Regions from separate parts of the Homo sapiens genome. Here regions 2, 3, 4 and 5 are each linked to region 1. A link is a contact called in ENCODE Hi-C or POLR2A ChIA-PET data. All regions are on one chromosome and are shown on one strand. Each heading gives the region's core, a stretch centred on a gene start or an enhancer-like site at or near the end of the contact. The rest is flanking DNA. Distances are from core to core; before and after follow the strand shown. Region 1 has its middle 48 kb from the start of MAP3K10. Region 2 has its middle 15 kb from the start of LEUTX. Region 3 has its middle 11 kb from the start of MIR6719. Region 4 has its middle 33 kb from the start of LTBP4. Region 5 overlaps LTBP4 (latent transforming growth factor beta binding protein 4).

Region 1 (2,700 bases), core at 188-2,687:
TGTCCTAAGTGTCTTACTTCTGTTAAAACAGTTTATTCTCATGACAACCTCTAGGAGGTAGGCATTGTCATATCTCAGTTTTATGTGTGTGGTCACAGAATCAGAGAGGTTAAGTGATTTGATTAAGGTCACGCAGCTAGTAAGTGAGGGAGCCAGAATATAAATCTAGACCATTTGAATCTGGATCAGAAGTTCTCCACGTTTGATCTCACTATAATCTTGTAAGTGAGCCGGGTGTGAAGGCTCACCTGGTACCTGTAATCCCAGCACCTTGGGAGGCCAAGGCAGGAGGATCACTTGAGCCCAGGAGTTCAAGGTTGCAGTGAGCCGAGATCACACCACTGCACTTCAGCCTGGCCAACAGAGTGAGACCCTGTCTTTAAAAAAAAAAAAAAAAAAAAAAAAAAAGGCCAGGCTTGGTGGCTCACGCCTGTAATCCCAGCACTTTGGGAGGCTGAGGTGGGTGGATCAACTAGGTCAGGAGTTTGAGACCAGCCTGGCAAACATGGTGAAACCCCGTCTCTACTAAAAATAAAAATTAGCCGGGCATGGTGGCATGTGCCTGTAATCCCATCTACTTGGGAGGATGAGGCTGGATAATTGCTTGAACCTGGGAGGTGGAGGTTGTAGTGAGCCGAGATCAAGCCACTGCACTCTAGCCTGGGTGACAGAGCAAGACTCCATCTCGGGAAAAAAAAAAAAAAATTCTTGCAAGTGGAGAGAGAATTGCAACCTTTGTGGCACCTTTAGACACTTCCAAAGCGTTTGTGTTTCATAGAGAATGCTTTTCTTTTTGATGTAAGTCTATTTCTTAACACATTAGAAAGAAAGAGAGTTTCCCGTGGAGGAGCTTTGTCATTGTCAGGAAATGCTGCATTTCAAGTGGTTTCACAGCTAGCATAACGTTGTAAAAGCAAAAATATATTCAAATTTATTTGACATTGCAGAGGCCCAAAATGGTGCTGATCAAGATGTCTGGTACAGTTCTTTTCACAGGGTGCTCTGATTTCATCAGCCAGCATTCCTAATTTAAAATAAGGAAAACAAAGGCAAAGTCCCCAGCTTCCCAAATCTGTACGATTATTCCTTTGTTTTCAATTCTGTGATGGAGATGATTTTTTTTTTCCCCTGAAGAAACGCAGATCTCCTTATTGGTGGATCTTTTTCTCTGCAAGAGGCTTTGCTTCTAATTTATTAGGTATTGATTCATATAATAAAAATCTTCCTTTTAAAAAACAAAGTACTACATTTCTTTGTTAAAAAAAAAAAAAAAACCCCAGGAAGTTCTTAAAATAGGAGTTCCTGAAATTCAGCGAAACACACAAATTGTGTTATTTTAAGGCAAGCCACTTGTAACCACATGTAAGTCAAGAAATAGAATTTGCCAGCTGTTCATAAGCCTCTCCACGTGCCCTAGCCCAGGCGCCCAGGCCCAGCCCCTCCCTTCTCTCTACCAAAATTAACCCTCAGCCTGACTTTTTTTTTTTTTTTTTTTTAAGATAGAGTCTCACTCTGTCATCCAGGCTGGAGTGAGGTGGCATGAGCTCGGCTCACTGCTACCTCCACTTCCCAGGTTCAAGTGATTCTCATGCCTCAGCCTCACCAGTAGCGAGATTACAGATGTGCACCACCACACTCAGGTAATTTTTTTGTATTTTTAGTAGAGATGGGGTTTCGCCATGTTGACCAGGCTGATCTTGAATTCCTGACCTCAGGTGATCCGCCCGCCTGGACCTCCCAAAGTGCTGGGATTACAGGCGTGAGCCACCGTGCCTGGCCAGCCTGACTTTTATAGCAATCATCTCTGTGTTTCTTTATAGTAATTAGTTATCCAAATGTGTGTCCATAGTTTAGTTTTGCCCTTTACAACTTCTAAAATGTTATTATTATGCCTCTTTTTTCTTATTCAGAGAATGTTGAATTCTCAAAGAAAAAAAGAGAATTTTGAATTGTAGTGACATCAGCATACGTTTTGAAGTATGTGAATATATATGCATATCTGAATATATATGTGCATATATAAAATTTTAAAATATCAATACTATCACTAGTAATATGATGACTAAATATAGTTTAAGATTTTCTTATGGTGCTTTTTTTTCCAGGAGGATATACCCCATTAGGGATTTATGTCAAATTAATATATCTTAAATTACTTTAAGACATTGTTTTAGCCTGGGCAACATAATGAGACCCCATCTCTATAAAAAGTAAAAAATTAGCTGGGCGTGGTCACACACGTCTGCAGTCCCAGCTACTCTGGAGGTTGAGGTGGGAGGATCGCTTGAGCCCAGGAAGTGGAGGCTGCAGTGAGCTGTGATCATACCACTGCACTCCATCCTGGGTGACAGAACAAGACCCTGTCTCAAGAAAACAAAAAACCAAAACCATTGTTTTGTGGGTGATTGAGTCCCAATCGCAAAAATTGTTTTGACATTCCATTTACTTGGAAAATATAAACCAATGAACATATGTATTCATTTTCCTCTCTATTGAGCAAAAGGTACATCCTGTTCATACCAATTTGCACCTTGGTTTTTTCACTTAACTACATCTTGGAGGTGACTATATATGTGTGTACACATGGGCCGGGTGTGGTGGCTCACGCCTGTAATCCCAGGACCTTTGGGAGGCTGAGGTGGGCGGATCACTTGAGGTCAGGAGTTCAAGACCAGCCTGGTAAAAATGACAAAACCCCAT
Region 2 (2,700 bases), core at 173-2,672, 350 kb after region 1:
TAGAAGAGTGCCCAATTTTTTTGTCCATCGAGCAGTGTAATAAACCTACTCTCAAAAATTAAGACAGTTCGGCCGGGCACAGTGACCCATGCCTGTTAATCCCAGCACTTTGGGAGGCAGAGGCGGGTGGATCACGAGGTCAGGTAATCGAGACCATCTTGCCAACATGGTGAAACCCCGTCTCTACCAAAAATACAAAAATTAGCTGGGTGTGGCGGCGCGTGCCTGTAATCCCAGCTATTCGGGAGGCTGAAGTGGGAGAATCACTTGAACCCGGGAGGCGCAGATCGCAGTGAGCCAAGATCACGCCACTGCACTCCAGCCTGGCAACAGAGCGAGACTCTGTCTCAATAAATAAATAAATAAATAAATAAATAAATAAATAAATAAATAAAAATTAAGACAGTTCATTAAGCAGACGTGGAGACGGCCTGGAGTATGATAGGATTTTAGGATTTTTTTTTAAAGGCAGGAGACAAAGTTGTTAATCACAATTTGCCCATTATGTAGACTCTATGTGAATACAGACATGGAGAGGGCCAGGGAAAGAAGGAGACAGTTGCTTTGGGCATTGTAAGAAAACTCACTCTTCAATAGATGCTCTCTCTCTCTCTTTTTTTTTTTTTTTTTTTTGAGACAGAGGAGTCTCCCTCTCTCGCCTAAGCTGGAGTGCAGTGGTGCGATCTCGGCTTACTGCAACCTCCGCCTCCCAGGTTCAAGCGATTCTCCCACCTCAGCCTCCTGAGTAGCTGAGCTGGTATTACAGGCGAGGGCCACCACGCCTGGCTAATTTTTGTATTTTTAGTAGAGACAGGGTTTCACCATGTTGGCCAGAGTGGTGTCGAACTCCTGACCTCAGGTGATCCTCCAGCCTTGGCCTTCCAAAGTGCTGGTATTACAGGTGTGAGCCACCGTGCCCTGCCTTCAATAGATAGTCTTAAACAAAAACCTTAACAAAATAATCAGAGATATTGAGGGTTTTAAAAGAAATCTTTAGCATTTCAAAGGTTTGGACGAGGGGGATTGGATACATTTTTAAAATAAATTTTTTATTTTAGAATGGTTTTAGATTTACAGAAAAATTAAGGAGACAGTACAATTACGATTTGTCGGAATGTATAGCAGAATTTGCCCATAAAACCTTCTAGGACTTTCTTAGATCTTTTACTTCCTTTGTAAGTTCTTTGGTTATTGGTCCATTCAGACTTCCTATTTTTTCGTAGACTAATTGTTGCCATTAAAACTTCCATGAAGAATCTTCCATTTTCATCTTCATTTAAATTTTTAGGTTTAAAAAAAAAAAAAAAGAACCCTCTGCCTCCCCAGGCCCCTGGGGATCCAACCCTCGCTCCTGATTGGACATCAAGGATAAGGGGTGAGGCTTAAGCGCTGAGTGACATATTGAAAGTCGAGCGGGGAACTTGGACAGAACCTCTTGTTAGAAAGCAGGTTGGGGCGGCCGGGTCAACTCGTGTTTCCCGACCAGTTTGTGGACCTAGGAAACAGGGGTCCCTGTGCACAACAGGAGTGCTGCCCACCGGCAGGAGATGGCACAGAGGACCACAGCCTGGCTCAGTTCCCCTGCAAACATCATCCCAAGCGCCCCGCGCGCTTTCATGGGATGTTCGCGGAGCGCCCCCTGGAGCTCAAAGGCTGGTGGTGACCCTGGAGTTAGGCATCTGGGCTGCTTAATACATTCATTTCCCAAACTCTCAGGACATGGCTTAGCCCCAGGCTTCTGGGATTGCTCCCCAGGATCAGTTCCCACTTCCCAGTCAAGTTCCACCACCACGACCCCTTGCTTCACCGGGGGGTGAGATGCAGCTCACCAATTCCTCCGAAGACAGACATCCCTGTTACATGTAGGGAACAGCTTTTGTTGTTGTTGTTGTTTTAAAAAGCTCCCACCACACCTGCCACCAACAATTCTCAATGTTTTATTTTTCTTAAATGTTCATGCAAACAGAATAACAAAGTAAACAACCGTGTACTCACTATTTCACCGCTTAATACAGTCGTTTATTAAATTTCAGAAGTAAGCTATGCTCACCATAAAAAATGCCTAAACATTACGAAAGTCAAAAGCAAAACTCCAGGCTGTGGTCTTATCCTCCAGCTCATAGGGTCCCTTCTAGAGAACGTGGTTGTATTTGCAAATCTGCACTCAGAGGATGGGTGGGTTACAAGAGAGCACTCTATACCAGGGGTCCCCAACACCCCCGCTCCCCACCCCCACAGACGGGTACCCATGGTGGCCTGTTAGGAACCAGACCGCCACAGCAGGAGGTGAGCAGCGGGCCAGCCAGCAAAGCTTCATCTATATTTGCAGCCACTCCCCATCGCTGGCATTACAGCCTGAGCTCCGCCTCCTGTCAGGTCAGCTTGGGCACTAGATTCTCACAGGAGCGCAAACTCTATTGTGAACTGCGCATTCGAGGGATCTAGGTTGCATGCTCCTTATGAGAATCGAATGCCTGATGATCTGTCACTGTCTCCCATCACCCCCAGATGGGACCATCTAGTTGCAGGAAAACAAGTTCAGGGCTCCCATTAGATTTGACATTATGGTGAGTTGTATACTTATTTGATGATATATTATAATGTAATAATAATAGAAATAAAGTGCACAATAAATGTATTATGCTTGAATTTTCCCCAAACAATCCCCCACCCCAACCCACCCACCCCACCGCTGCCGTC
Region 3 (2,700 bases), core at 117-2,616, 330 kb after region 1:
AGGGGTTAAAGAAGACCTCTTTGAGAAAAACGTTAATGGACCTCACAGAAAGGGAGGACACCAGCTGGCTGTATGTATATTCTGGGAAGAAGGACATTCCAGGTAGAAAAAACCAGCAAATTCAAAGGCCCCGAGGCATGCTTGGTGTGCTGGAGGAGCAGAAAGGAGTGAACTGGACCTGACTGGACACAGTGGGAGGGAAGGAGACCAAGGCAAGGTCAGGTGGGACCGGGAGGCCATGGGAAGGACTTGAATTTGAAGCTGATGAGATGTGTGGCAGGGAGAGCATGGTGAGCTGAGGCGATGTGATCTACCACGGTAAGAGGGTTCCTCTGGCTCCCATGTGGCTACTAGGGTGGAAGCAGGATGCCAGTGAGGAGGCCACTGTGCAGTCCAGCTGAGATGATAGTGGCTTGGCCAGGGTGCTAACGGGGCGGTGGGGAGATGTGGTCAGATTTTGCATATAATTTGAAGGGAGAATCAGGTATGTAGGGTAAGAAAGAAGAGTCAAGGACCACACTATGGCGTTTAGTCTGCACAGAGGAAGGAGGGAGTGCCATTAACTGTATGGACAAGACTGAGAGAGAGTGTGGGCGTGTTTAGCCTCTGACTGGACCCACTGGCCAAACAGGAGCTTATACAAGACTGGCATTGAAGGGTGAGATCTGGGCTGGGAGTAGTTGGCATATTTATGGTATTAAAGCCCAGGATGGGATCACTAAGGGAGGGTGTATAGATGGAAGTGTGGGCTGAGAATGAGAGCAGGGAGGCCCGTGAGGAGGTTGCTGCAATAATCTAGGTGAGATGACAGTGGCCTGTACCAGGGCAGGGGCAGAATGAGTAGTCATTGGAGTCTGGGTGCATTTTGAAGGCAGAACTCACTGTGATTGGTTGTGGGTAGTGATGGAAAGAACCTGACAAGGGCTTCATGAGAACAGAATAGAAGCAGAAGTGAGACAGTGGTGTGACATTCCTCCTTTCCACTGGGCCCTGTGGTCTCTGCTTCTCTTTGCATTGGCTGCTTCCTGTTCTCAGGCAGCTGGGTTGGTCCTGGGTGGACTCTTGCCCCCACTCTATGTGATCTTCCAGCTCAGTTACCCGCAGCCCCTCAGTCTTCATTCCGAATTTCCCAGATAGGAATGGGATTTCCAGGGTCGGGTATCCAACCCTGCTCAACTCACTGGAGCTGGAGGGTTCCTATAGTGATGACTGTCTGCTCAGAAGGGCTGTGGACTGGGCAGGCCCCCCAAACATTCACAGTCACCATGTGTTTCTGACACTTGGTGTACAGGGCGGACATGTGGGTGGGCAGGTGTGGCAGGGGTTGGAGATGATTTGACCCTCTTTTGGCTGATGGGTGAGACAGACCATTTATATTGCCTCAGATGTGTCCTGGATTGAGCAAACAGGAAAGGGGATACCAGGAAGGTGGATCTGGCAGGCCTTGGGCTGTGAAGCGTTAAGGGTCAGTTGGGAGGATTCAGGCGCAGCTTCTGCCTGTTCATGGGTATTCCCAGAGGAGTCAGGGAGACACGCATTACTCTCAACTCAAGAGAGACACAGCAATGGCTGAGACACAGCAATGGCTGAGACAGCCTCCACCTTGCCCTCGCAAAGCTCACAGTCCAGTGGGGAAGACAACCCCAACGGCAGACAGTGACCAGGGCTGGGATGGGGAGGCAGAGGGGTTGGGGCCAGGATAGGGGAGCCACAGGGGGACTGTGGGAGCCAGAGGCAGCTCCTGACCCAGTCTGTGGTGTCAGGTGGGACTTCCTGGCGTGGGGAGCATGTAAGATGAGATCTGAAGGATGAGTCAAACAAAGCGTGCTTTGGAACTCCGCGGGGGACCACCTCGAGCCATATTGCAGAGGAGACTTAAAGTTTTGTGAACGTTTTAAAATTTAATAATTTTAGATTTACAGACAAGTTGCAAAGATGATACAGGGACTTCCCTATACCTACACCCAACTTCCACCTAGTGTTAGCATCTTACATAATTATTGTATATTTGTCAAAACTGAGAAATTAACATGGATTAATATTCTGTTAAACTCCAGACTTGAATCCTATTTCTCCTGTTTTTCCATTAATGTCCTTTTTCTGTTCCAGGATCCAATCCAGGATACCATGTTGCATTTGTTGGTCATTTCTCGTTGGCCTCCTCCAATCTGTGACAATTTCTCAGTCCTTCCTTGTTTTTCATGACCTTGACAGTTCTGAGGAGTACTGGTGAGATGTTTTTGTAGAATGGCCCTCAGTCTGAGGTTGTCTGACATTTTGCTCGTGGTTAGACTGGGATTTTAGGCTTTGGGAAGAATGCTCACTGAGGTGAGGTTAACCTGATCACTTCATGAAAGTGGTGTCTGCAGATTTCCCAACGATAATACCACTATTTTCCCTTTACTCATTTGTTAGAAGCAAGTCACTAAATCCAGCCCACACTCAGAGGAGAGCTAAGCCTGATTCCTGGAGGGAAATAGGGAGATACTTGGAGGCTGCACAAATATCCCATTTCTCCTTCAAGTTTACCCACACATTTTAGCATTCATCAGTGGACCCGGTCTGTAGCAGTTATTACCGTGATATTATAATGATGACTTTCTGTTTCCCTCATTTCTTTACATTTACTATTTAGAATTCCATATGGAAGATTTGTCCCTTCTATCATACTTCACTTATTTTATTTATACAATCATTAGT
Region 4 (2,700 bases), core at 1-2,500, 490 kb before region 1:
TAGAGCCGACAGAATTTGCTGACAAATTTGATGTAAGATGCAAAGAAATGTTCTGGAGAAGGGTGAGACAGAGGTGCAGATGACGTGCGCCAGGCACCAGTCTCTCTGTTCCTCTCCCAGCGCTGCTTCCCCTCGTGTTGGCTGCATTTTCAGGCCAGCTCTTCTCCCATGTAAGAACCCAGTGTTCCAAGCCTGTGCCCTTTCAGCACAGTATGTCTAGGAAGCCCCTTCTTCAACAATCAGCAGTAGTTCCAGAGCCAATGCTCATCAGTCCAGCTTCAGGGACACACCTGTCCCTAAGCCAGTTGCAAAGGCTGAAGGGAAGGGATTCTCTCACTGGCCAGGTCTGGAGTCTTCCAGTAGGGTCAACATGTGAACCAAATGAGCTGAGAGTGAAGGAGGCAGCTCTCCCTGTGGGAGAGACAGTTAAAGTAGTGGTTTTCAAAGTGTAGAGATGGGGTTTCACCATGTTGGCCAGGCTGGTCTCGAACTCCTGACCTCAGGTGATCCGCCTGCCTTGGCCTCCCAAAGCACTGGGATTATAGGTGTGAGCTACTGCGTCTGGTCTATAGCATTTTGTTTTGTTTTATAGAGACAGCTCTTGCTCTGTCGCCCAGGTTAGTCTAGAACTCATGGCCTCATGACATCCTCCTGCCTTGGCCTCCCAAAGCCCTGCGGTTACAGGCATGAATCACTGCCTGGATGATCATAGCTTTTTTTTTTTTTTTTTTTTTGAGACAGAGTCTCACTCTGTTGCCCAGGCTGGAGTGCAGTGGTTCGATCTCAGTTCACTGTAACCTCCGCCTTCCAGGTTCAAGCTATTCTCATGCCTCAGCCTCCCGAGTAGCTGGGATTACAGGTGCCCACCACCACACCCGGTTGCTTTTTTGTACTGTTTTGTAGAGACGGGGTTTCACCATGTTGGCCAGGCTGGTCTCGAACTTCTGGCCTCAAGTGATCCACCTGCCTCGGCCTCCCAAAGTGCTAGGATTACAGGTGTGGGCCACCACGCCAAGCCTACTAGCTATTGATGATGATGATGATGATGATGATGATGATGATGATGCCAACGATGACAACGACGATGACCCCAGCCTGCAAAACCAAGGGCTGGCTAGCAAAAGCTCGGGGCTCGCTGAAGACTTTACGAGCATCGGCCACTAGGGGGCGCAGCCGGCTTGGGCTGCGCCGGCGCGCGGTGGCCATCGGGGGGCGCTGCGTTGCTTGTCTGGCGAGCGCGGTGACCGCCTGGACTACCTCCCTCTGAACATTCCAGAGGAGAACGCGTCGGTCCCGGCCAGTGCCAGAAGCCCCAACGCCAGGTCTGGGGGTTAGTGCAGGGGATGCAGGCAGGATAACAATTAGATCCATGGGGCACACCCTCCAGGCCCGGCGGCGGGCGAGATCTCAGAAGAAAGATCCCACTCCCAGGATGCTGAAATTCGATTGCAGTTTTCCAGCACTGTTGGCCAGCCCTGTCGCAATTCCTGGGACATTTATGCAGCAAGGTGGTTGTGGGGGCGGGGTGGGAATGGGATACCCACAGAAGATTCCGAGGAAGGATGAGAATACTTGGAAATTGCCTGCAACCTTTGTTTGTGTGAGTTTTTCTTCTGTGAATGAGCTTTCGACAGATTCTCAAAGGGATCTAGACGCCCAAACAGAGACTGTTCAGAGCTTTGTCTCTTTCTCCAGAAAGCCTTCCCTGATCATCTCTCAGACTGGATCAAGTGTCTCCTCTGGGCATGCATGCCCTCTGATCTTCCCCCACCGCAGCCTGACCCCTGCCTGTGCCTCCCCCATACAGCACAGGCTCTCATGTGTGGTGATGTGTCGGTGTCCCCCATGAAGGCAAGGGCCTGGGATTTCTCAGGCACCAAGATTGTCACCATTGTTGTCCAATACAGGCCTTAGATACCAAAGGAAAGACATCTAACAGACACTTGCTCTCTTACTTCTAGGCCTTCGGAAGTGCTGTCCCCTCCACCTGGAACATGGTTCTCCACCTCTTTCTCTTTTCTTTTTCTCTCTCTTTCTTTCTTTCTTTCTCTTTCTTTCTTTCTTTCTTTCTTTCTTTCTTTCTTTCTTTCTTTCTTTCTTTCTTTTCCTTCCTTCTTTCCTTCCTTCCTTCCTCTCTCTCTCTCTCTTTCTTTCTGACAGAGTCTCACTCTGTTGCCCAGGCTGGAGTGCAGCGGTGCAATCCTGGCTCACTGCAACCTCTGCCTCCCGGGTTCAAGAGATTCTCCTGCCTCAGCCTCCGGAGTAGCTGGGATTATAGGCACCTCCACCCCTTTCATCTTGCTCATTTCCCTACAGTAATCAACTCTCAGCTCCAACATCTCCTCCTCCAGGAGCCCTCCCTAACCACCCCCCAAGGCTGGGTTAAAGTTTGTGTTCCTCGAATTCACTTATTGCAAAGCAGGAAAATATTTGTTGAATGAATGACTGAGGAATTAGTGGTTGGGTCGGGTTCCCTGTATCAGCTGGAGGGTAACTTTCTGAAACGCTTTGTAGAGTCGGCGTTTTTAAAGAAGGGCTTTATTGACTTATGATTCACATACCACACAAGTCACCCATGTGTAGTGTATAATTCAATGATTTTTGGTACAGACAGTTTTGTGCAACTGTCACCCCTTTGTGGAGCCTTGAGCCACTCCTTGTCTGACACTCCTCCCCACCAAGGCCTTGTGTTAGGTGTTT
Region 5 (2,700 bases), core at 201-2,700, 470 kb before region 1:
ATCCAGAGGCCGATTGGAAGGGGCGGGGCCTAACAGTTTTGGGGCGGTGTCTTACTGGGGGCATAGCCTAAAATGTGGACCGGGCTTCAGCTGCAGAGGGGGAATGGACTGCGGCTGGAAGGGAGGCTTGGCCGTGATCCTGACACAAGAAAATACATGGACACGGTGGCGGCTTATTTCCACTACAGAGATACGGTGAGAGGGTGTTCTTTCCCTCCGCCTAAGTCTGGGAAGCAGGGCGCCCCTCCTCAGTCCCCAAGGGAGCAGCCTCCAGCACCGCGTTGCAAGCGCTAGCGAAGGCGGGTGGGGGCAGGCTCACCGTCACAGGTGCCCTCGGGGCCCGCGTGGTACCCAGGATCGCAGTCCCGGACACAGCGGTAGGAGCCGGGAGAGTTCTCACAGCGCTGCGACCCGCACAGGGCTGGGCCTCGCTCGCGACATTCGTCCACGTCTGAGGAGAGAGGTCGGGTGGTCGGATGTGGGAAGCAGGGAGGCAAGATGGGGGATACAAAGAGGGGAGAGGAGAGTCAGAAGGGGGAGGCCGGGGAAGCAGAGGAGAGGGCAGGAGAAGATTGGGGTAGAGGAGAGTTGGGGAGGCTAGGAGAGGAGGCGGGGGAAAGAGGTAAGGGGAGGGGAGAAGCGGAGGAGGAAAGACAGAGGTGGGAGGCCAATCGGCGAGTCGGGGAGTCGAAGGGAGGAGGGATCAGGCCGGGGCGGGGCCTCTCACCGAGGCAGGAGGCGAGGTCCGGGCCAGCGCGGTGTCCCGGAGGACAGATGCACTCGAAGGAGCCGTCGGTGTTGGTACAGATGCCGCTCTGGCAAAGGTCCTCCTCGCTGCACTCGTCAACGTCTGCGGGACAGGGCGTCCGAAGGCCCGGCCCACCTCCCGCTCCGCCTAACATTCTAGGCCACACCCCTCCACCGCCCCTCGGCTCTCCTAGGCCTCTCACGCCTTCCCCAACCTGCCTCACGCTACTTCCCTCCCTGCAAACACCGCCCCCCGACGGGTTTAGAACAGCTTCTTTACAATCACGGTCCAAATACCCAGACTCGGCCCTTTCATCTCCACGCCCCGCCCCCCCTCACTGCCTCGAGACTCCCACCAGCTGCCCCCTGATCCTGCTGGAATACCCCGGCTAAAAACTCGTTTTCCCCTTTTCGCCCTCTTCTCCCCGTCCCGCCTTTTCCTGCCCTAAGCCCACCCTTTCCGGGGCCAGGATCAGCCCGGGTACGAACCGAGGCAAGAGGCTCCGCGGGGTCCGGGTCGGTAGCCAGGGGCACAAGTACAGGCAAAGGAGCCGTCAGTGTTGAGGCACTCGCCGTGAGGGAAGCAGAAATCGCCCTCCAGGCACTCGTTCACGTCTAGGGTACGCGGGAGATTGGGCGGAGTCACGGGACCCGGCCTCCCAGACAAGCTCCGCCCACATCGCAGTAACCCCGCCCCCACCAATGCCAGGTTTCTAAGCTCCTCCCACAGCGCCTTGGTCCCGCCTCCACCTTTCCAGCCGGCTTTGCCCTGGAACCCAGGCCCTACTCCCAGACTCTCTGGCGGGTCCCTATGCTGCTCACCTGCGCAGGGCCCGGGCCGACCCGACGGCGCCCGGTAGCCTGGCGCGCAGCTGCAGCGGAAGGAGCCTTCGGTGTTAGTGCAGTGGCCGTGGGGACCACAGGGAGGGGCACCCGAACTGCATTCGTCCACATCTGTGGGGGGTGGGGGTGTTCAGAAAGGGTCCAGTCTCGGGACACACCCGACCAATCCCCTTGGAGTAGGGTGTCTGGGGGAGGTGGTGGGAAGTCTCATGAGTTGGAGGCTGGGGGAGGGCTCTATGGCAGAGGTGGGTAGGGCTGACCAAGGTTCTCGGGTTCCGGGGACCATGGTTGCAAGTCCTGTGGGTCTAGGTTTCTAGGAACTACCTGTGCCAGGATTTTGGAGTCAGGAGAGGGATCAGACAGGGATCAGAAATCAACTAGGGCAAGGGACCAGTCAAGTATTATAAACTAGGATCATTGGATGGGATTCGGCTGAGCCATGGGTCAGAGTTAGTGACTGGAATCTGAATCCAGTTAGGATCAGAAGTTATAGTCAGGGTCCAGAATTCTGCCTCAAGTCAGGGGCCAGGGTCAGGGATTATGAACCCAACCAGGTTCCAGAGAAGGGATTCTGAGAAGAGGCAGGGGCTGTGAAAGAGATAGGACCAAGAGTCACACAGTCAAGGTTATGGTCAGTGCTATGGTTAGTGGTTATGATTAGGGTCAAATGTCACAGTCAAATTCAGGAGTTATAGGTCACATTCAGGGCCAGAGTCATGAGGGTCACAATTGCTATCAGGGTATGGGCAGGGACTATCATCAAGGGTGATGGTTAGGGTCAAATGTTACTGTCAAGTTGGGTCTCAGGAGTCACATTCAGGGTCAAGAGTTGTGGTCCAGGTCAGGGTCAGGAGTCACAGGCTCTGGGGACTGAGGGACTGAGGTCCAGGTCAGGAGGTTACGGCCAGGTCATAGTTGTGATCTGGGTCAAGGGTCGGGGGTCATGATGCAGGCCCAAGGTCACAGCCAGGGCCTGGTCTCACCAGTGCATCTGCCACGGTGCAGGTGGTGGCCAGAAGGACAGGTCCTGCACTGGAAGGAGCCGGGCGAGTTCACACACTCCTGCCCAGGGCATGCGAGGTGGTTCTCACACTCATCCACATCTGGGGG

The links. A loop is a pair of places that touch in the nucleus more often than their neighbours do. ChIA-PET counts read pairs that join two places held with the same protein, here RNA polymerase II (POLR2A). Pooled maps may share reads with other maps.
Region 2: a map of naive thymus-derived CD4-positive, alpha-beta T cell shows a loop between it and region 1 (7-fold over the local background). The contact joins two enhancer-like sites. A Hi-C loop is called at or near these places in 4 of 168 maps with a recorded cell type or tissue (CD4-positive, alpha-beta memory T cell, K562, PC-9 and 1 more), 3 of 37 single-sample maps with no recorded cell type and 10 of 50 pooled maps. POLR2A ChIA-PET finds 5 or more read pairs at or near these places in 1 of 52 experiments (Panc1).
Region 3: a pooled map shows a loop between it and region 1 (4-fold over the local background). The contact joins two enhancer-like sites. A Hi-C loop is called at or near these places in 2 of 50 pooled maps. POLR2A ChIA-PET finds 5 or more read pairs at or near these places in 2 of 52 experiments (Panc1 and activated CD4-positive, alpha-beta T cell).
Region 4: a map of CD4-positive, alpha-beta T cell shows a loop between it and region 1 (12-fold over the local background). The contact joins two enhancer-like sites. A Hi-C loop is called at or near these places in 18 of 168 maps with a recorded cell type or tissue (A673, CD4-positive, alpha-beta T cell, CD4-positive, alpha-beta memory T cell and 14 more), 10 of 37 single-sample maps with no recorded cell type and 31 of 50 pooled maps. POLR2A ChIA-PET finds 5 or more read pairs at or near these places in 1 of 52 experiments (WTC11).
Region 5: a loop to region 1 is called in a pooled map, with 2.6 times the contacts of the local background. The contact joins two enhancer-like sites. A Hi-C loop is called at or near these places in 2 of 168 maps with a recorded cell type or tissue (HCT116 and naive thymus-derived CD4-positive, alpha-beta T cell), 11 of 37 single-sample maps with no recorded cell type and 13 of 50 pooled maps. POLR2A ChIA-PET finds 5 or more read pairs at or near these places in 3 of 52 experiments (CD4-positive, alpha-beta T cell, T-cell and activated B cell).

Annotation. Positions count from the first base shown.
Region 1 is chr19:40,142,533-40,145,232 of GRCh38, reverse strand. No RefSeq gene overlaps it. Among named protein-coding and RNA genes, the nearest start is that of MAP3K10, 48 kb to the left of the region's middle. RefSeq lists an enhancer at 581-730. Within about 2 kb of position 1,437, at least 7 of the 41 ENCODE cell types and tissues checked have a DNase peak (open chromatin) inside an H3K27ac peak, as active enhancers do.
Region 2 is chr19:39,792,098-39,794,797 of GRCh38, reverse strand. No RefSeq gene overlaps it. Among named protein-coding and RNA genes, the nearest start is that of LEUTX, 15 kb to the right of the region's middle. Within about 2 kb of position 1,422, at least 2 of the 41 ENCODE cell types and tissues checked have a DNase peak (open chromatin) inside an H3K27ac peak, as active enhancers do.
Region 3 is chr19:39,817,122-39,819,821 of GRCh38, reverse strand. No RefSeq gene overlaps it. Among named protein-coding and RNA genes, the nearest start is that of MIR6719, 11 kb to the left of the region's middle. Within about 2 kb of position 1,366, at least 3 of the 41 ENCODE cell types and tissues checked have a DNase peak (open chromatin) inside an H3K27ac peak, as active enhancers do.
Region 4 is chr19:40,633,166-40,635,865 of GRCh38, reverse strand. No RefSeq gene overlaps it. Among named protein-coding and RNA genes, the nearest start is that of LTBP4, 33 kb to the right of the region's middle. Within about 2 kb of position 1,250, at least 8 of the 41 ENCODE cell types and tissues checked have a DNase peak (open chromatin) inside an H3K27ac peak, as active enhancers do.
Region 5 is chr19:40,612,066-40,614,765 of GRCh38, reverse strand. It overlaps LTBP4 (latent transforming growth factor beta binding protein 4), which reads right to left. Exons shown (of 30, transcript NM_001042545.2): 15 at 2,574-2,693; 16 at 1,570-1,701; 17 at 1,237-1,362; 18 at 728-850; 19 at 320-451. Among named protein-coding and RNA genes, the nearest start is that of LTBP4, 12 kb to the right of the region's middle. RefSeq lists enhancers at 1-92, 314-861. Within about 2 kb of position 1,450, at least 36 of the 41 ENCODE cell types and tissues checked have a DNase peak (open chromatin) inside an H3K27ac peak, as active enhancers do.